3 separate regions of the Homo sapiens genome follow, and regions 1 and 2 are each linked to region 3. A link is a loop called in an ENCODE intact Hi-C map of the cell type or tissue named here. Cell type or tissue: CD4-positive, alpha-beta T cell. All regions are shown on one strand. Each heading gives the region's core, and the rest is flanking DNA. Links, peaks and the distances in the headings are about the cores only.

What was found. A loop is a pair of places that touch in the nucleus more often than their neighbours do. Peaks named below come from ENCODE experiments on the same cell type or tissue, not always from the same donor. Only the 100,000 strongest peaks of a DNase experiment are listed, where the experiment ranks them.
Region 1: a loop joins it to region 3, with 4 times the contacts of the local background. A loop is called at or near these places in 8 of 110 quality-filtered maps.
Region 2: a loop joins it to region 3, with 4 times the contacts of the local background. A loop is called at or near these places in 18 of 110 quality-filtered maps.

The regions. Positions count from the first base shown.
Region 1 is chr7:50,261,631-50,272,978 of GRCh38, reverse strand. No RefSeq gene overlaps it. Among named protein-coding and RNA genes, the nearest start is that of IKZF1, 37 kb to the left of the region's middle. RefSeq lists enhancers at 2,447-2,506, 5,813-5,912. In CD4-positive, alpha-beta T cell, for the core only: no CTCF peak of the experiment used is centred there; DNase peaks (open chromatin) are centred at 4,478, 5,898 and 7,868; H3K4me3 peaks cover 1,578 bases; H3K27ac peaks cover 4,900 bases.
Region 2 is chr7:50,305,289-50,310,288 of GRCh38, reverse strand. All of the region lies in intron 1 of IKZF1 (IKAROS family zinc finger 1), which reads right to left. Among named protein-coding and RNA genes, the nearest start is that of IKZF1, 3.1 kb to the right of the region's middle. RefSeq lists a silencer at 930-1,029. In CD4-positive, alpha-beta T cell, for the core only: no CTCF peak of the experiment used is centred there; DNase peaks (open chromatin) are centred at 1,218, 1,488, 2,838, 3,258 and 1 weaker place; H3K4me3 peaks cover 5,000 bases; H3K27ac peaks cover 5,000 bases.
Region 3 is chr7:50,367,446-50,372,445 of GRCh38, reverse strand. All of the region lies in intron 3 of IKZF1 (IKAROS family zinc finger 1), which reads right to left. Among named protein-coding and RNA genes, the nearest start is that of IKZF1, 65 kb to the right of the region's middle. In CD4-positive, alpha-beta T cell, for the core only: a CTCF peak has its summit at 2,817 (motif pointing right); a DNase peak (open chromatin) is centred at 2,835; H3K4me3 peaks cover 751 bases; H3K27ac peaks cover 3,836 bases.

The DNA of each region.
Region 1 (11,348 bases), core at 3,115-8,114, 100 kb after region 3:
GCAGCCCCATTAAGTCAAAGAGTAAATTATTAATAATGCTGACTAAAATCAAAGCTCCAAATGATGCAAATAAAATTAACCAACATGAACTGGAGAAACAGAAGTATATAAGAGAGCAGAGAGAAGCCTGTTACCCTCCCCTCCCAGAATGTGTCTTAAAAGTTATCATTAGGTATTGCAATGTGGTATCCAATGAGGAGTGAATTACTAAAAAAGCGTACTTATTTAAGAAGGGAGCCCAGGAAATTTGTTAAATTACTATGTAGTAAATAGCATGAGCAGACCATGATATTCAGGCAAAGTAGAGTATTCTGTAAAGAATACTGCTTTCTTGGTCTTCCTACTGCTGTTATAATAACAAAGGAAAGCTCGATCCAAAAGCTTTTCAATTTGGTCAAATAAAACCAAGGAGTCCTGACTTAGAGAATCTCTTTCCAAAGATGAATGGTAGATGTGAGATTCCTTGGGAGCCTGCGTCCTACAGCAGCCTGGGAAATCCCTGCTCTCCAGCAGTAGCAGGTGCTCACGGTCATTTCCGGGAGAACACAGGGCATGGCAGGAAGGGGGGTCATCAGGAAGCTTCCCAGCACCTCTTAATGATGAGACCACTGCCTGACTTTGGAGGTCAGCCTTTTGCCTGGTTCAGACTTCTAGGAGGCTTTGTACCATGAAGAGCTCAAAACCAATGTTGAGTTTTAGTGCCTTCTCACTAGGTGAGAATGAAGAAGTGTCTTCTAGAGGCAACACTCACCAGTTGTTATAGGATTCCATCTGCTGGGCCAGCAGGGGTCCCAAGCTGGGCCAGTTGGGCCCTTCCCTGGACTTTACTGGGTGCTTCTGGAAGAGGGCTCATCATTGCCTTGAGTGATGGAGCTGCAGAACTTCAGGCCTGAGCTGTCCTGTTCTCTTCAGCAGGGCAAAATTTAGGCCAATGGAAAAAATAATAGTCTGAGCTCCTGGAGTTAGGAGAGAAAAAGAGAGGAAGGCAGTTTTCCCCTCTTAGGCCTCCTCCACCCTCGTCACTCTTCATCTTGGCCTTCGAATCTGTGAACTACCCAAATGTCTTTTAAATAAATCATCAAGTGTTGTTCATGCTGATTTGAATTGAGATTCTGTATCTGGCAACTGAGGCCACCTTAAAAATGTGATAAAAGAAAAAAATAGAAAACACACAAAAACAAAATAGATAAATAAATCTAAGACGTGAGTATTTGAAGAAATAAATGACATGGACAAATCCTGGAAATGAATATAGAAGTAAAGAGAAGTAAAGTGTATATCAGAAGGTTTTTATGATTCCAAAATTTTGGGCCAATATACGAAATCTTAAAGGAAACAACAGATATGAAACATAAAAATAAGAGACTTCTACCAAACAAGTATAATATACCTAATAGAAATAAAATTCAAAAAAAACCAAACAGAAATGGTTTAAGTATGACAGAAAATTAATAGGTATTCTCACTGAAAAATGGCAAGAAAAAAACCAGCACTCCAATAGAAAGTTGATCATAATTAATGAACAGAGAGTTCACACAAATTGATTAAACATATTAAGTTTGAAAGCTAAAAAACAAAACAAAATGCAGGTACAAATTAATACCACCTTTTAACCAAATAATACAAGAGGAGTGATAATGGTAGATTTATGCTGCTGTTGGTAAATTCATAGTTTTTTTTTTGTTTGTTTTTTTGGTGGCAGGATATATTGACATTACTCTTTTGGAAAACAATTAAAAATTCTCAGCAAGGTTGCTAAAAATCTGAATATCCCTGGTCCAGTTAGTCCTATTCTTTGCAGCATATCATAAAATATAAATTAAAAGATATTATAAGAACTTAAGAAATATGTTGGGAGGCTTTTGGTCACCAAGAATGGAAATTGAATTTAAATAAACTTAGGCGAAAAAGGACTCTAATTTTCCAAATAACTGTGAAGGCCAGGGTACAAATAGCCTTGTAGCTTTGGGTGAGACTTCAGACAGCTGCTGTGGTCTGTCCCTCTGTGTTACTTTCCTATTGATGCATAACAAATTATCATGAAATTAGTGGCTTCAAACAATTCCCAGTTATCACCTCACAATTCTGTGGGTAGAAGGCTGGTTACAACGTGACTGGGCTTTCTGCTTAGGGTCTCCTGAGGCTGAAATTGAGATGCTCACTGGGCTGAGTCCTCAATCCGGAAGCTCTGGGAAAGAACCGCCTTCTCAGATCATTCAGGTTATTGGAAGATTCAGTTCCTCTGAGTTGTAAGGCTGGGCCCTGTTTCCTCATTGGCTCTCAGCAGGGACTGCTGTCAGCTCACACTGCTGCCCATGTTCCTTGCCAGGTGGTCCCCTCCATGTTCAAAGCCAGCCACAGAGAATCTCCCTCACGTCTTATCTCTCTCATGCTTTGAGCATCTCACTTCCCATCTCTGACCACTAGAGACGGATGAAAAGGGCTCTTGTTCAACAAGATGATATCTCTCTTGATTAACTCAAAGTCAACTGATTACTGACCTTAATTCCATCTGCAAAACCCCATTTGCCATGAACTGTAATATAAGCACAGGAGTGGTTATCTCAACACATTCAACAGGTTCTGCTCACACCCAAGGGGAGGAGACTATACAAGGGTGAGGGTCACTGGGGCTGTCTGAGAATTCTGCCCACCACAGTCTCCATAGCCCACTCTGCCATGCTCTTTAGATTGACTGTTTTTCCATAGAATGAGCACAATGCAAGCTCTAGGCTCGCATTGGGGTGCATCAATCACCCAGTCCACAGAGTTATCCTGGTAAGGACTTTGAGATGCTTTCCTGTGCCATGTGGTCAAGAAGAGGTAAAATTAAGAGTTAACCTCACTACTTTATGAAAATGCAAATTGAACATCGATATATAATTTAATGTCTATGACATGAGTAAAAATTTTTTAATTAAAAAACCTGAAACTTGTCTAAATGATATGGGAAATGTATCAGCTCCAATTTTAAAAGCTGAGAGCAGATGCCAGGGGCAGGATCCAGTGAATGGATCGGCAGTGAAATGAATGGCTCAGTTTCTCTCTACTTTTGTGGTCTGCCTTCTGCAGTGCCGGCCTGGTGGACTGCACTTGGTGGACCTTGGATCATCTCAGCCCTCACATCCAGACCTTGTATTCTCATGCCCTACCATTCAGAGAAAAGGATGATGTTTGCCCTTGAAGGTCTCCCACAAGACAAACTTCTTTTTCTCCAAGGCCCTAGCAAATATCCTTGCCTCTGATTGGATCCTAACCCTGTACAGGCCAAGGTAGTGTGATACCAGGATGGGTGTCAGCCCTCATGGCCACTCCTAAGCTGGTGGAGGAGTCAGTACCAATCATATCTCAGCTCAGAGATTTCTGAAAGAAATTCCAGCAGAGGTGAAGGCTGAAGAGTACATGAGGGATGCCCAGTAGAGGAAACCAGCATGTGCAGGACAGAAAAAAGTTACACAGTTTTATGTAGAGCCTAACAGGGGAGGATTGCAAGCATCTTAAGGCAGTGAGACTCCTGGGATGGAATGCCAGGCAGTGCAGACTGCCCTTCTGGGGACACACATCTCACACAGACAAATCCTGCTCTGGTCTGGTCTCCTTCAAACCTTGCCTGTCCCCTGTAAAGTATGCGCTCTTGCCCTTTCCCGCATTTCAAATGAGGAAAGAAGGCTGGTCCCTCTCTGGTACCCAGCAGTAGTGCTCATGGCAGCTGCTTGTTCATGGCTCCTGAGTCTCCCTGCACCTGCTATGTGTGTTTGCACAGCTCTAAACCACACTTGCCCCATGGAACAGCCCTCCTAACTGTCTTTCCAGTAGGTGGGAATTTCACTTCCTTATTTCCAGGCATAAATTATTGCAGATGCAAAATTGCGACCTTGTTTTAGACACAAGTGTTAAAAATATAGCTCTTAGATATTCAACAATACTTTTTATCCTCTCCTTTGAGCAGGAGGTGGCCTGAACTCAACTTGTTGGCCAATGAGGCCCTTGGCTTAGCAGAGCATGAATTTTGAGAGAGAGGTGGAAGGAGGTCAGTCTCTGGAGCACGTCATGAAGGTGGCATTTTGCTGCTGTTCCTCCTTTCATCCTATTCCTTAAGAATAACTACAATCTAAGATACTAGGCCCTATGGGGCACTGGAAGGGCCAATTGCCCACCATCCATCTTGCAAGGTAGTGGACACATAGGGTTACCTGGCACACCTCTGCCAGACAGGGCTGCTACATAATTTGTAGGGCCCAGTGCAAACTGAAATTAGGGGGTCCCTTGCTCAAATGGCAGGAAAAACATTTCTTCCTTCTTTCTGGGTCTCTCTCTTGTCATGGTGTTTTTTACTTGCTATTTAATGTCACATCCCTTGGACACAGGAATACTCATGGGGAGATTGCAGACACTCACAGGTACCCAGGGCCCTGTTCACAACTGTGTAGGCCCAACCATTCCCATGCACAGGCTCAGGTCCCCTCCCAGCAGATGGCAGTGGTTGCTGGGGGTTGCTTGGGCAGGTAGCTGAGAACCCATCCCTGGGAGGGGGAGGCACCTGGAAGGGAGCCCCACATGAGCAGAGTCTCCGAGTCCCCAATGCATGCTCCATTGCTTCGTCAGACTTTACGGACAAAACACAAATTCAAGGTAAATTTATTCACAGTTTCAAGACTGCAACCACAGAGCATTAACTGTAAAACCCTGAGAGACTGCACTGCTCGCAGGCCCATGAAGCTGCTCCTGTCACCAGGCTTAGTGGGTGGCTAGGGAAAAGAAAACAACCAAAAACACAGTGACTTGGATTTATCAACATTTGTAGGTTCATATGTTTGGTCTTTATGAGTTATGTGATCTTGAAAAAGTGGTGTAACCTCTCTGAACCTCAGTTTCCTCATCTGTGCATTGTGGCTAATCACTGCCCATGTAACAGGGCATTGTGAGGATGGAGAAGTCACAGAGTGCAGAGGCCTCATAAACTGGAGGGCACTGCCTTGGGAGGGGTTCCTACCCTGGGCAATTGATTGATTGGCTCTGGAGTTGCAGCTGCAAAGGCATGCTGGCCTCTCCAGTCTTGCAGTCAGGAAGGCTGAATGTGGTCAGCTGAGGTGCTCACTGCAGCCTCAGGCAGGCCTAAAGGTGTCAGCTGCAGAGTCTACTGCTGGCCTTGGCTGGCTACCTCTGATCTAGCATATTCCTTCTTTAACTGTTCTGCAACCAGGTAGGCCTCAGCTAGGCAAACCAGAGTCTTCTTGACTTCAAGCTGAGGAGCATCTTCTGAGTGCCTCCTGCAGCCAGACTCTTTGCTGAGCTCCAGGGATGGGGGATAGACATTGCTCTGTCCCCCAGGGGCTCAGACCACAAGCTACAGCAGTGAAATGCAGGGGCCTCGGGAGCCAGAGGAAAGTCCTGAAGAAGCTCGAGGGGAAAGTGTGCATTTCAGGCCCTGGGCTGAGTCTAAAATAAGGGAGTAGGCAGGTGAGAGAGGGAAGAGGGGCTCTGGATGGAAAGAGAGACTGCAGGGGCACAGGAGTAGGGGAGAAGCAACTCTCAATCGTGGTTCCAACTAGGTGGGCTTTTCTTCCTCATTCCATAGTGAAGCATCCTGGGTTCTGATATGACAGGTGGCAGCTAAAAACATCTTGGTTTTGCTTAGAGCTCGTTGTTGTGTGGTGGGAAGGTGTTCATAACAAGAAACAGCCTCCTCCTTTCTACACACCAGCTGAGCTAGAACTCTATCATGCAGCAGTGGGGCATTGCTACCAGAATGGCTGCTCTTGAGGGAAGGGGAAGACTGAAGATCAAACCATGCATGGTTCACAGTAATTGGTGCTCCTTCCCAGTTCCAGTTGAGCAATGTAAAAGAAGGTGACTAACAAGACATTAAACTGTGTGCATGTTTCAAAGCACACCCAGGACAGAGGCTCTCGGAACCCACAGGAGCCTGTGGTTTCTGAAATATGGGTGGGTGGCTTCCTGCAGCTGCAAGGCATGCTGGGGAGGGGAGATGAGATAGGCCGCGGCCCCGCCTCACCCCCTCTTCCCGAGTGGTTTGGCGCGGGTGTGCCCAGCCTGCTGCTCCTGGCCAGGCAGTTAGAGTGGAGGGAAACCTCCCGTTACCAGGAAAGCAAATAATGGGCAGATCAAATAAATCCATGTGGCTAAAATGCAAAAACAGATAGAAATCTATCTCAGGCCAGTGCCTGTGGGAGCAATGGGAAGAGATTCATTTTATTTTGCATATGTAGACAGTGATTTTAATGTTATGTAAATGCAGCCAGCGATTCCTAATTGCTCCTGAAATGCACGTGTCAGGGGCTCTGTTGCAGCACAGGTTGCTAATGATAGAAATAAGCTGTGTTTTTTACAAGGAAGGCTCGCGATTACCAGCTTTTGATTTTTCTTTTTTTTTTAAATTACAAATTTTAATTAGGACAAGCCAAGGCAATGAAGGTGGAGGGGCAGGACTGCAGAAGTGCCTGGGGTAGAGACAGCTCAGAAGAGTCACCTGGGCATGGAGAAGGGGTGCCACAGGTGGCCTTGCGGCTCTGGGTCAGCCTGAGAACAGACACTCCTGATTTCAAAGTGTAAAGTGTCATTCACCCCCTCTGAAGCACTTATCCAAGCTGACATACTGGGAAGTCAGGGTGGGAGGCAATAGTCTCTGGTTTCTCCAGGAAGATGAGCTGTGATGATCTTTCCCGGCAAAAAGCCGAGACTCTCAAGAGCAAAGTAGCATTGCACAGGGGCAAAGAATGACAGGAAAGTCACAAGTGTTGGGTGATGCAGACCACACACTTGGGGCAGGAAGAAGAGTTGGTGGAGCCCACCAGAAGGGAGGAGGTGAAGACCAGTAAAGGCAGTACAGCCCTGCCCCCTACCCCTCCTGCCCTGTGCTCCAGCACAAGCCCAGCTCTGTGACCCTCTTAACATAACACCCTCTCTGAACAGAGCAAGAGCCTCTCCCTCAGGCTGCAGGTACAGTGCCTGTCTGCTAGGCGAGACCCACCACCTTCAGAGATGCCACTTACCCAGGACACCCTAGGCTGTAGTGATGGCCTTTTCATCAAGATTATCCAATCTTTATCCCAGGACTAAGCCAGACCTCCAGAAATGTACATACCTGGACCCAATTCTCTGCCTCTCAAGACGACGCCACAAAGCTTTTCAGACTTAGATTTTCCACTAAGGATTGTTGAAAGAAACAGCCACATGGAATAATTGTTATTGTGGCCATTTTTTTAAAAAAACCAGGGATGTTATTGATAATTTTGCATCCTATGCATATATACCTTTCTAAAGCACGGGGCCAAGGAATGTGATTTTTCCTGAAAAGCAGCAAGATCCACTGTGACCAGACTGTGAATTGTGCAAACTGGAGTTTTCCTATTTTGTCCTGACTTAGACAAGCCAAGGAAGCTCAGAGTCAAGGCCTCAATCAGTTTCTAAGCTTCTGTGTATGTTATCTTCCATCCCTCAACTCTCAACAGAGGTTTTTCTTTATACCCTCCACCATCTTCACTCCTTTATATTTCATGCTCCCTGATTTCATTCTTAATGTGGCTGGTTTTTTTTTTTTTAACTCTGAGCCAACTTTAAAACAATTTCAAAATTGGGAGAGCTATTCATAACCAAATTTAAAACTAGTGAAATGTGTTTTGATAGAAAAATGCCTGGAGTCCTGCCCCTTTGGCATTTTTGCACACTCCACATTCACACGTTGTAGGTAGAGGTAGGTGTGACCACCTTTCCCAAGGCACACAACATTCTCAGCTGAGCAAATGAGTTCTGTGATGTAGTCAGCAATTCCAGCTTCGGAAATTCCACAATGGTATGAAAGAAAATAGTTTTGCTCTTATAAGAAAGAGGTTTCAAGCCACAAATGAGTCATGGGCTACCTCTATCTCCTACTGCTCTTTTTCATAAAACCGAAAACTTCCCCTTCCCCCCAAGCCAAACCCTCACCTCTCCTTGTCACCTCTTAGTCCTAGAGAATCACAAGTCTGAAATCACCCTGAAGTTCTTCCTTACCCCCATGTTCAAAGACACACAGAACCTACAACAGAACCTATCTTCCTAGTGTGTCTTTCATTCATGTTTTTCTTCCCTCATTCAATATGAACCCTGCATCGTCAGACCTCTGTCCTCTCTGCAGACTTTCCCTGAGCCAGGCTCCCTCCCCACTCTGCTGCCTGGTCTTTCTGGTCCTGGGGCTTGTTCTGCCCTCCTGAGGCCTTCCCTGTCCACTCAACCTCGCACATCACCAGCCCCTCTATCTGACTCTTCACCCCACTATCCTGATGATTCTTCATGATGCTGTTCCTCTCTAACAATATTCATTTTTTTTCCTCTTAACTGTCTCTCTTCCCCACTAGAAAGTAGGTGCCATTAGAAAAAGCATTGCACCTGCCCTGTTCTTTTGCTGTATTTCTTGAGATACTTGAGAATACTTAAGGGACTGAATGAATGAATGAATAACTCACTTTACCCAAGTCTGTCAGCATCATTCCGCTGGGCGCTTGCAATAGCTCTCATTCTCTGCCTCTGAGTCCTCCCATTTTACTTTACCTTATATAAGAGCTTGACTAATTTTCCTGGAATACTTATTACCTTTTAACATCTTTGAAAAGTTTTCCATTCAAAGCACAGAACAAAGTCCAAGCTGCAGAGCATGCTTTTGACTATTGCTTTCATCTGGCTTCTATCTATGTTTCTAGCATTGCCTCCCTGGAAACTAACTCCACTCCATCTTAACATTTCAGCTTCAGTTGCAACCAGGCATGCCCCCCAATTCCAGGTCCTTTCTCATGCCATTCTCCCTTCATTTAATTCCTTCTTCCTATTTTCAGGTGAGAGGTATTCCCATGAAGAATGAAAATATTCTTCAGAGTCAGTTAGCTTTGGATTCAGATCCTGACCCACTATTTACTACGCATGGGCTCTTATTTTTTCCCCCTCTTTGATGACATGTGAAGATGAAATAAGAAAATATGCATCAAACACATGGCAACATTTTAGTTTCCTTACCTACATCTTCCATTTTCTACAGTCCTTCTTGTAAGAGCTGCTTCCAGTCTGTGTATCTCCCAGAAGGCATTCCTAACTGCCTGTGATTATGTCTTTAGTAAATTTTCTTCCATGTTCCATGTCTGCACACATCATAGGTAACTTAAATTTACTTGACAATGTTATCTAACTCTCTGTATCTATATCATCCCTTCCCAACTAAATTTTATCCTCATAAAGGACAGGGAACCTGTCTTCCATTACGTTTCTTTTTAGCTTGCCCTCCAGAAGGTTCTGAATAAATGTTTAATACTTTTGTTCATTCATTCATTTATTTGATAATAAATACTTGTTATGTGGAAGGTGAGATGCTCAGCCTTGTAGAGGGGGATGCATATGAAGCAAAAGAGAGATTTTTTTTCTTCAAGAACTTACAATCTTTTTGGCTTTAATCCACAGTAAAAAGTGCATTATATAGTGATTTTGTTTCTCCACTATGCTGGGAACTATGCCAGCACCAACGATGCTGGTGAACAAAGATATACATAGTCTATGCCTTAAATTCTTACAGACCAGATAGTAAGAGAGAAACTGTATCAAAGGAGAGATTAATTCAAATTTAATAGACATTTAGGATAGAAATAAGTGAAAAGGATAAAGATAATATAAAACAAAAGTGTAAGAAAACATTTCTTACTGGATTTTCAGTTTGAAAAAGAAAGATCAGATTTGCTATTCTGAAATATCCTGAGTTGGCAATTATCTGGTTAACTTCCACAGTTTAATATAGAGTTCCTCTGGGAGGAGAGCACCCTGCCATTTCATATTGGCCCCTGTAGATCTTCTCTTTCAGATCATTTCCTGTTTTGTCCAACTTCACTGGGTTTGAGGCTACTGAATGAGAATCAAGTCCAGTGATGACTCAGTACTGTGTTCACTCACCTAATCTAGGAAAGGCAAGAGACAGAGGTGGGAGGGACCTTTTCTTCCTCTTTTCCCATTGTGCTTTTGAATCAATGTGTTGTAGTCAGGGATAATCACAATTATGCTTGGAAATTTTCAAAGAAAAAGTTTGTTAATTGACTTAAAGCAAGGTTAATCAACCAGACGGGAGTGACCTCTTTGGGGCCTTCTCTCTATTCCAGAGAGAAGTGGTGTGGTGAGTGTAGTCTCCCTCCTCCTGCATGGCCTTCTCAAACCTTGACTCCATCTTGGGGTGCAAGCTCTCAATGGAAATTCACAGGTTGTCTGTTTAGTTCTTCATCATATGGTGCAATAACACACATGGTGGATTATATAACCTATTTTTTTTGTGGGTGGGGAGGGCAGTCCCATTACCAGAACAAGTCCCCCCAGTGGAAGGCAGAAGAAGAAGGGGAGGGAGATGGGCATTTTCAGAGCCTGAGGTGTGCCAGGAAATGTACGTTGGCTTACCGGTTCCCATGAGAACCTTGTGAAATGGTGATCTCTGTTCACATCTTCAGATGAGGAGTTTGAGACAGTGAGTGGAAGGTCTGGGTGGTGGCCTGCTGTACTATCCTGACTCCACAGAGAGATAAAACTGCCAGGTACAAATGAAAAACAGAAATCCTGCAACTCCCTGCCATCCAACTACCGATTGTTTAAAATCCAGGAAGTGCAGGGTTATCTATGGGGTAGGGTTAGGTGGAGATGGAAAGCTGAGATGGTTCCTGAACACTTCTGTTTGGTTCACTCTATTTGCCATCAGAGGCAGTCGGACTCCACCGTGGTTTTTCTTTTTTCAAAGAATTTCTGGCCCCTTCAAATTCAGGAAGTTATGGAAATCAGGCAACAAAGTATAATCATGACATTTTCTACCCAAATAGGCACTGAAAGTTCAAAGTTTCCAGATAAGCATTCAGCTTCTTGATACTTATCTAACCTTAAACTTCAAGCATCCTGATGTTCATTAGATTCAAAACCAGAGAAAGTCAGATATCTCTTTTGTAAAAGAGTGTTTTCTACCATCATTGCTGCTATAATTTAGGAAGAGGGTGCTGAGTATTCTAACTTTATAGTTAGTCATGCCAGTAACAAATATTGTCCATAATATGCTACTAGGAGGGAAAAAGTCAAAATCCCATCAGTAAAAGATTGACTTATAAACAGAACAGGGTGTCCTAGTTATCTGAATACCCACAGATAGAGATCTCTCCCACACTGAGGCCTGCCCATAAACAAGGGCTGCATCCAGGCACGCATCACATGTAGAAAAAGCTGACACATGCTTATAAAGCACAGTGATTGATTCACAAAGATGTGTCCATTCTGGAAAAAAAATAAGGCCCAACTCAATAAAGAATGAAAAAAAAGTTCCACCATCTATTTGTATCATATTT
Region 2 (5,000 bases), core at 1-5,000, 62 kb after region 3:
CAAATTTCATTTCTTTAACAAAACATTGTCTGCTCTTAAAGTGAAAATTCTGTAAATTCAAGCAAACATACACAACCTCATACTAAAGCGGGAAAACACTCATACTGCAAAAGTACTCACAACTTCCTACCAACTTTTAAAATGATAATTAATTGCCTTATGTTTAACAACCTGAGATAATTAGCAGTATGGTTTTAATTTAATGAAATAGAATATACGATTTATCAATATGTTTTTGCAGTGAATCTCTTTGAATATCAGCTTAATTTTCTGCCCTACGCAAAACTCAGCACAAAGGAGGAGGAAAAGGTCACTTTTTCCGGTTAAAAGTGGGGCTCACACTAGGGGGTTGCTGGCTCTCTCTAGTTTCCATTAAAAGCACTGGAACACACTTCAGAGTGCCTCAGAAGTAAGCTTACAAAAGGTCAATTCCTCATTCTCATTTCTCCTAAAGACTCTAAATTAAACATTTTTCCCATTAGGTCTAGGGAAGTATCTTATGTGGAATTTTATTTGCTCTAGGTTTGCCAGTGAAAATCTGGTATAACAACAAAAATTTGTCAAAAACTGATAAATCAATATTCATAGTGGAACTCCTAGCTTCAGAACAGGACTCTAATCTAAACCACATTGTTCATTTTCAAATAGTTTCAAACTAACAGAAAATGCTTTAAAGGTATAGATTTTAGTGTGTGATCTCAAAAATGGAGCATAAAAATCTACTTCAATATGTGTAAGGCCATTCAAAAACACTTTACACAGTTCTTAGTGTTTTGGCAGTCTGTGCAAACCCCCCACCAATTATAGAAAGAAAGAGGGGAAGGAAGGGAAGGGAAGGACAGGAAAGGCAAGGCAAATGGAGGGAAGGGAATGACAGAGAAGACAAGGGAGGAAAAAACGAAGAAAGGAAGACCAGACAGACAAGACCACATTGGATCCCCTCTTTTTACTGCATTGCTCTCTCAACAAACCTAACCTCCTACCCATTAGAGTTAACTTTTGGTGTGCAATGGCGGGAAGAGAGTCAGATTTACTTTAGCAGTGAGCTGATTGCAGAAGAAAAATGAATCACTGCACACTCGAGTGAGAAAATATGAAGAAAGCACTTTTCCACTAATTAGGACCCATTTTCAGCCATTTGTTAAGCCGTGGCCCCGCGCCACGAGCTATCAGGAGGTGGAGCATGGGGCCATCCGAAAGCAGAGCGTTCAGACGGAGCATAATGATGCTCTCCATCACCCGAGACAGGTGGCCTGCACAGGGATATGGGGAGCTGCTCTGGGCTCAGGCCACCCACTGTGGAAACACCAGCAGGGAAGACGGAAGAACACAATGGCTATTCCAATCCATGCAAGCACACAAAGAAACCGTGTGGCACTCACCAACCAACCGAGGCCTCGCCAAGGCCAAGTGAGAGCTGCCTTTTCCACACAAATCCAGACTTTGAGGACCTAGGGCTGCTCGGAGTTCCCCTCAGACCCAGCCACCTGGGAGGGATCTTGGTGCCTGGCTACAGGGCCTCTGTGTCCTCTTCCTCCTCCAAAAGGTTCCTCTGCTGCCTTCACACTCCACCAGGGTGCAGAGAAAGGTGGAACCACTTGCCAAATATGCAAAAAAGGAGGGAAGACCGTTTTCTCTTAGGAAAACACAGACAGGAAGGGAGCCTGTGCTTCCTGTCCTAACCAAAACGAGTTCAGAAATTATGTGGACGTCTGATTTGTCAGGCTTGTGGTGGAAAAGGGTGCTCTTTTAGTCAACAGGAATTGTGAGTTCCCCAAAGGCAGAAATGGCCATGGGAGAAAAGAATTAAGGCCAGGCCTGTTAACAGGCAAGACAAATGGCCCCCACACCTGTGACCTAGGGTTTGCACCATTTTTAACAGTTTATTACCAGGTGGTTGGCTGAAGGCTCCACTGGCAACTACCTATTTATTATAGTCAAACATGAGAGGGAAAAACGTCAACTGAAACAATTTGGCAGTTGCCTGTAGATTAGGCCTCAGTTGCTCTTCCTCCAGGCCCTTCTCAGGAGTAACCACCAAGGAGACACCAAAATGGGCAGGCCCGCACTTCGCCACTTAAAAACCTTCTGCAAACCTTCTTTTGCTTGCTGTTTTATCTCACTTGTAATATATGGCACTTCATAAGGTTTCATAATGTCTTAAAAAATATTTGTTGGAATATTACCAAACATTTAAAAACTCAAACTAAAGCTACTAAAGTGACGACACTGAAACTTTAAGGACATAAACATATATTCCAGGAGATGTGGAAAGGTAACCTGAGATATGAAGTCATTTATTAAACTGCAAAGAAATACAAGAAAGCCATGGTCCACATGAAGACACCAGCATGAGTGTTCAGTCAGCACTACAGTAAAAACAGCTTTGTTACTGTCGATATCCTTTGGTTTTAGGTGCTCTGCGTCCCTAACAAAACCTCATTCCTATCTTGTTCCTCATCTGAATTTTAAGTGTGTGTGTGTGTGACAGTGTGTATAATGCTGATCCTCTGAAACTCTACGTTTCTAAGACCTAGATCAAAAATGTACATGTGCCCTTTTTGAGCAAAATAAAACTGATCTGTTTTCAAGACGTGAAATAGATTAATGTTTCTCTTCTTGTAAGCTTCAAAGGATGGGTCACTTGTTGCTTTTACATCTTGTGTTTTCTCCCATAAAATGGAATGATTATTCAGCACAAATATGAAATGGAATAGAGCTGAAGTCTCTGTAGTTATGAACATAGAGACACCAGAGAGAGAACAATGTTCACAGCCAGGACAGGAGCTGCAGCAACTCTGCCGCTAGAAGCAGGCGTCACAGTGCCCCCAGAGTGCTTGTCAGTCTTAGAAACAGAGGCATCGGAAGACAAGCGTTTTCAGAGAACGCAAAAAGGTCGTGGTTTACCTTCTGTAAGCTGGAGTGGAGCCACTTACATCAATCTCCCTTAGAATATGACAAGAACCAACATTTATTTCATAGTGAAATTATTTCACAAGTCCAAAGATTAGAGGAGGAAAAAAAAAATGCCACAAAACAGTGATATCCTTGATGAATTCTTCGTTAACCACAGTTACATTACATTAATACGTACAATTATGCAACACTCAAAAAACGTTATTTATGCCTAAAATTCACCATTATATAACATAGGGAAATCCATCTTGTTTTAGTAAAAGTTTAAAAATAAAGGGGGCCTTTAATACTCATTTCAGGTCTGTTTGATGTTAAAACTCTTCCACACTGCCCCATGCCTCTCACTCCACGCTGTGTGCATGCTGTGTGTGTGCACGCTCTGTGTGCATATGTGCATATGCACATGGAATTTATTTCATGTATCTGTTAATAAATGCATAATCTTGAAGTGTGTGTATAAGTACATTAATATATAGAGAGTTCTTTCCTATTTCAAAATTTTTGACATTTATATTGAAAATATGCTATATTAACCACGCATGAAACACACACATCCAAATCAAGAACAAAAAATGTATCCAAACCAAAGAACCACTGTTCTCAAACTCCAAGTCTCTAGTCAAACAAGGAAGACAGTGGCCTGCAGTACAACAGGGCTTTAGACCTCTTGGCTAATACATTCACTGCGATCTTAGTTTTTCGACAAAGGAAATGGCTACAAACGGCCACAGCTGATCTTCTCTTTAGGAGCCTGTGTAAAACTCTTCGAAAGGGTCAAACCTAACACATCCAGACTTTTATCTGCAGCCCTTGTGGTCTCCTGGAGACCCTGAGGGTGGGTGATTATTGCTATGATGTTTCTGCATTAGGGGGGTGTGTAGTTTTCCAAGAGGTACCACTCTAATTAGAACACTGATGAATTAAACAAGTACTGGAGAGTTTCTAAACTCCTTCCTTCAACTCTCACCGTGAAACAAAAGGGGAAGAAAACATGACCATTTAGTTCAATAAAATGTTCTGGTCACCAGCTCTGATTGACTGTGAGACTTAAGAGTCACGTTTTTTTTCATGTAAAAAATGTATGAAATATGTTCATGGTGAAATTGGAAATCAGATACATTCCATCAAGCAAGAATAGTGTAGTATTTTTAATGTGACATCATTATTTGTATGTGTACACATTATTTCTTTAACTTGTTCTGCATTTTACAAGATGCCAGCGTAAGAAGGTGAATCTTCTTGTCATGAATATTTGCCTCGTGTACATTTTAAGCCATAGCCCAAATGATCTGATTTGTCACGGAAATAATTCTGACACATTCTAATATAAATAATACTGAAATTGTTACTTTTTAAAATTCCATATAAAAGATGAGTACAATAAAACTCATTGAACAAACATCTTCAAACAAAGAAATAAACTCAAGAGGACCCAGGACATTTCTATGTGGGTCCCCCCCACCCCTCGACTCATAACCAAATTGAACCTGGCCTTAAAAGCATTTGAATGTCTATGAAAGTTTAAATATCATACGCAGTATTTTCAAATTCCATAAATTTTCCTCTTTTAACAGAAGTTGATGGGACTAGTAAGGAGACATTTCCTCAACACCATTTTGTCTGGAATTTTAAAACAAGGTATCTCAAAGCTGAAATATACTGCCTGCGGCGCAGTGGGAAATTGTGAGTGGGTAACCTAAGCAAAGCGCACCGCATTGAAATTCAGTCTGGGTGGGCTGCAGTCCCTAGAGAGAGGGAAGCTGCATTTGAAAGCTGTGCCTGGTCAGACCCTATGGAATCGCTACGGTTTTCGGTCATTAGATGCCTCCAAATTAGAAGGAAAAACAAGCCCTCACGAGGTTCCTTAGGCATCAGCAGCGATGCTTGACAAATATTTAAAATACATTTCAAATATAACCGCAAGTAACCTGATGCCTTAATATTACTAAGGGTTTTCCTGAGAAGGTTTGGTGACTTGAGCGTCAAACCTGCGGTCAGCAAAAGGACTAACTTTTCAAAGCCGGGATAATTCCTCTCTTGCAGAAATTAAGTTCAGACTCGATCTCATCATATTTATAGTATAA
Region 3 (5,000 bases), core at 1-5,000:
ATTCGGACAACTTCTAAGCCATGTTATGACGGGAAAGGTTGGTGAAGTCTAAGACAAGGACTGGATGACTGCCAGGTGCTGGCAGGATTTGGTGGGAAGGGAACAGAGTGGGCAACACCGTCACCACGGGGCGCGTAAGATTCAAGCAGTGCGTGGATTTCCCGTAAATGGGGTTAAGCTCCTCTTTTCTTTGCGGAAAAATGCAAAGTGGGTGCTGGTTACATAGACAAGATCAGGAGACTTCTGTCCACCCAAGGAGGCTGTCCATGAAAACGGGGGTCTCTTATCCAGCTAGGAGGAGAATACAAGCAACTTGCTTACTGTTTTCATAGATGACAGAAATCAGGGCTTGAAACTATCTTCATAAGTTGCAACTACAGATTGTATCTCAAAATCTGAAATCTATTAGTCATAAATGTAAGGACCTGTGAAATTAAAATATAGATTTTAAAAACACAAGCCCAGGATGAGAGTGTCTTGGCTTCCCATGTAAGTGTGAAAAAGGTTTCTGGGGTTTTCCCTGAAGGTATGCTCAATCAGAGATGTGGACAGAAAAAAGAAAAACAGAAGGGGTGACAGCGTCCTGTAGTCACTGAAATCTGGAATCTTCTGTACCAGCCAGGCTGTACGCACGCCTCCTTTCAAAAGGGCAGCATAGGCTGGTGCAGGTTTGGAAGAGTCAGTCACTGGGGACTGAAACTAATTCCTGCGAGCAAGGTTGGTGGCACAGGATGCACACTTCCTCAGCTTGGCCCCTGAGGGTGGAGAAGGTGCCGAGGAGAGGCAAGTGGGAGATGAGGGCAAGAAGTGGTTCTTCTGAGAGAGGGGTTTCCAGTGATGGAAGGTGTCCACACACAGGGCAGAGAAGCAAGCCCTGGAGGCTGATGGGAACCCTGATGGCAGGTTCCTGCCACCTGTAGTTGTGTGACAGCCTCCACCAATATGCCTCCCATTCAAGGAGTGAGGAGTTCAGGGCCTTTGTCCCACAGACCTTTTCCTTTACCTAGAAGAAAAGAACAAGTGGGTGTTGGCCTGTTGATGGCAGTGAACACATGCAGTTGTGACGGAGGCTCTGCGAGAATGTGAGTTTTGTTGGCCCTTCATTTTGAAATCCATCCTCCTGAAGAAGGCAATGACACCAGCTGATACTTCCACTAATGAAGGAGGAGGTTGGGAAGGAATGACTGGCACTTACTGAAGCTGAGCACCTCCTGGCAGCTCCATAATACCCCGGAACCCATCCCAAGGGATATGCAAGGCTCCTGCTGAATTCTGTTGAAAATGCCATATGAGAAATCCCTTCAGTTTCTTAACAACTGCCACTCCTTAAATGGTGCTGATCATACCTGCCCTAGAATCAATTCCATGAACCCGCCTGCCCGATTTGCAGGCATTGTGCTTGGTTCAACCCCATGGATGCTGTCTCTATGGAACATTTGCCAGGGCCCGAGTTGCCTGGCCGTGCCCTTCTGTGAGTTCCTAAATCGCTCACTCCTTCCTCTGTTACTCGGAGCTGGAACTGCTTAGCTGTGGTATTGCTTCAGTGAAATGGTACATCTCCCTGAAGATAGGAAAGATAGTTATAAATATTTTGTAACCCCCCACCCCATTACTTAGAAAAATGTCAAACTCAGTAAGGTGCTGAATTGAACTGATTAAATATAGAACATGAAATGGAGACTGGTCCTCTCTTTCTCCGGAACACTCTGGCTCATGCCCACCGTGGGCTCTTTCATTGACTGAGAGATAATGGACAAGAGCCCAATTTTATTACTCAATAAATGTGACAATAAATATGAAGAGTGGATGTTTTCAAACTCCTAGTCAAAAGCTGCTTTCCTTCCCAGATGCTATTTAAAGTTGGGAAAAATTAAAATCTCATTGACCTATCTTGGAGGGCTTCTATGTTATTGGCACCCAACAGTACTAAGAGAGACCCCACACCCCTGTATGGAAGGTGGACTTTGGTAGATAGACAAGTTTGGATTGAAGAATCTGGAGAATCCAAGGAACTCAGATGCCAAGAGGAGCCAAGAGGCCTGAATCTGTGCCAGGCACTGTATGTGCTCATGGATAATTAAACATTTTTTAATGCATAGGTATAATGTACACTGTTAGTCCCCACCTGACCAATGAATTAAGCTTCCTCTTCATTTCCCTTTCCTTTTTAGAATGTGTCTTCATATTTACTGAAAAAGTAAATGTTTGGTACTCAGAACGCATTTTTCCATTGAAAAGATAGTCCGAAGTAGTCACTCTAGTGTGAGTTTAGGCCATGTAAGCTTGAAATGCTCAATATTTTACTTGAAAAATGGTACAGAAATATTCTTGCAACACTGGTGACTAGCAAGTAAAAATCAAATGAAATGGAAATATTTAAGATATATCTTGAATCACGGTAATTAAATGAAAATTTGAGGTGAAGAGAAGATATATATATAGATATTTTTGTGTTGCCTCTAAAAGAGATTTATAAAACTTTTAAGCGTTTTAAAGTTCATGGAACCATTTATTATAACTTAATATCATTTAAAATGTAGAAGGTTGTTTTCGTCCCACTAGGGTATATTATTAGAAAATACTTTTTTCGTTATTTGCAATTTAAGGCCTTTAAATGGAATGAAGTCAGGGAGAGAAAAGAAAGGCAGAAGAGTAAACAGATAAAGAGAATAAAAAAAAGAGCAATAGGCATTTTCTTTCCTCCAGCAACTACGGACACAAACTGGAATAAGGACAGTAGAGGGGGTGAAAGGGGTTGTTTTTAATTTTCAAGAAGAAAAGAGGTGTTGAGGGCAAAGGGGGCAATTCTTCATCATGACCACAAGGTGGTGATATTGGCCCAGAACAGTTTGGTTGCTGTTTTGCGGGGGAAGGCATCAAGACCAAGTAGCCGCTTGTGTGAGAAGATAGTCACAATTCCAACACTGGGGAGAGTGGGAGAGAAAGAGAGACACCAATACCTTATGGACACATTTGCATAAATATAGACAGAAAGCATATCCAAGTGTATATCATCTCTTTTATAAAAACTGTAACTATCATAACATTAACACATCTTCACATGCAGCGATTCTTACAGACTGAAGGCTTCACTGAAGGGTCTGCTTCAACATATGCTCTGGCTGACACCTTCCTCAGACTTCACAGAAACATGTTTTAGGATGCATTAGCTTACTCTCAAGTGCATTTGACTTCTCAAAATACTTCAACAATATGATTCTTCAAATCAATATCATTTCTCTGTCCAATACCATAATGTTTTATATGTTCATATAAGCTCACGTGTAAACAAATACACATATATAAGCATTTACAAGTACATACATATACATCTCAAAAAGTAGGTATCAAGCTATTGCTTTAAAGTGGAATCAAAGGAATATCAGTAAAAGAAAGATTTCTGTAACTTCTATAGGCTGGAAAAGTAGCCAATCTAGTTTGTGAGCAAAAAGATGTACTTTGATACTGTTAAATTCCTTAGACACCAGATAGTTTTTGATAACCAGGATGTCAGACACCTGTCTTTAACTGTTACTGGCACTGTTCAAATTAGAGCCTATAATTATAATTGTCACAGTGTTAACAAATGCGACCTGTTTTCTGATGTTGCTTTATAGTATTAGAGGATTTACTAATACAGGTCCTAAGGGGATTATCAACTTGTATGGCTTTAAATATTCAGCTCTCTATACATTTTCAAAAGCACTCTCTGTTCTTTAAAGTACTCATTTGAGGATGTTACCCAAATATATTTATCATTTATCAGCTCAATATCTAAAAAAGAAAAATGAAATTCACATCTGTTTTTGGTTTAACAGCTCAGATCAGAGAAGGTCCTGCGGGCACCAAGCAGGAACAGTACGTTGGCTCCAGCAGCGATGCACCACAGAATAACGGCCTGGAGGCCTGCAATTTTCTCTTCTCAGTTCTGAAATTAATACTCCAGAACCACAGATGAAGAGCATATCTCCTTCTCCTGTCCCACAAAATTGTAAAAATTATCTTGAAACCATGTTCAGTTCTTTGTTGGTGACAGAAAATATGGCCATTTTATCCTCACACTCAATAAAAAGGATTACAGGAGTAATCTCAAAGCTGTCCAGCAGCATCTGCGAAGTAACAATCCCATCAGTGCTACTGTGACTCCAACCCTTACTGTTACTCCACTGCCATGCTCCCAGGACACCGCACAACTGCCTAGACCTTCGTTTTGCACTTTATGGTATAAATACCCAAAAATGATATGGTAGGTGTCTAACGAATAGAACAGTGAATATTTAATGTATCTCGGGGGTTGATGAAGGAACATGCACGTACGATATTTACATGATAGGAGATGAAGGCATGCTTTTGTTTTCCAGAAGCAAGGCATATACTTACGAGAGAAAGATTTGGGAATTATTGCATGGAAATCCCTAAAGTCATCAGCCCCATATGTAACTGCAATAAAGAAGGCAAAAAGAAAGCTGGGTTGTGATACCAGGAGAGAGTATAGTCAGAGTTTAACAGAAAGCATTACTTTTTTTTAAAAAAGAACGTTTTATTACTCAAAACCACTGTTCAGCTACTCATCTGCTATTGCTGGCCCTTCTATAGGCAACAGAAAAGTAATTACTCATGAACAGGACCACAATCCCCTCAGGTGTCAACTCACAGCATTATATCCCATAAAGTGGTTTGGAGCAATTACTGATGGGTTCAACATCTTAGAGGGTGCAGCCCCAAACATTCTAGAACTGTGAGAAACCATTCAGCAGCTCCAGTCCAAACACTCGGCTCCTCGCAGAGCATCTCCTGGGACAGCACGTATCTCCACAAAAGTGCGTGTTTCTTAATGAGCTGATTGCATCGCAAATGTTCTTCATTCAGCTTTTTCTTAGGAAGTGTTCATAGAAAATTAGAAAATGCAGCACATTGGGTGGGGGAAAAATTCCTGTTTTCCCCAACCAACAAAAGAGCTACCCCTTTTGGTGATTAGTCCTTATCTGCTGCTTTCATAA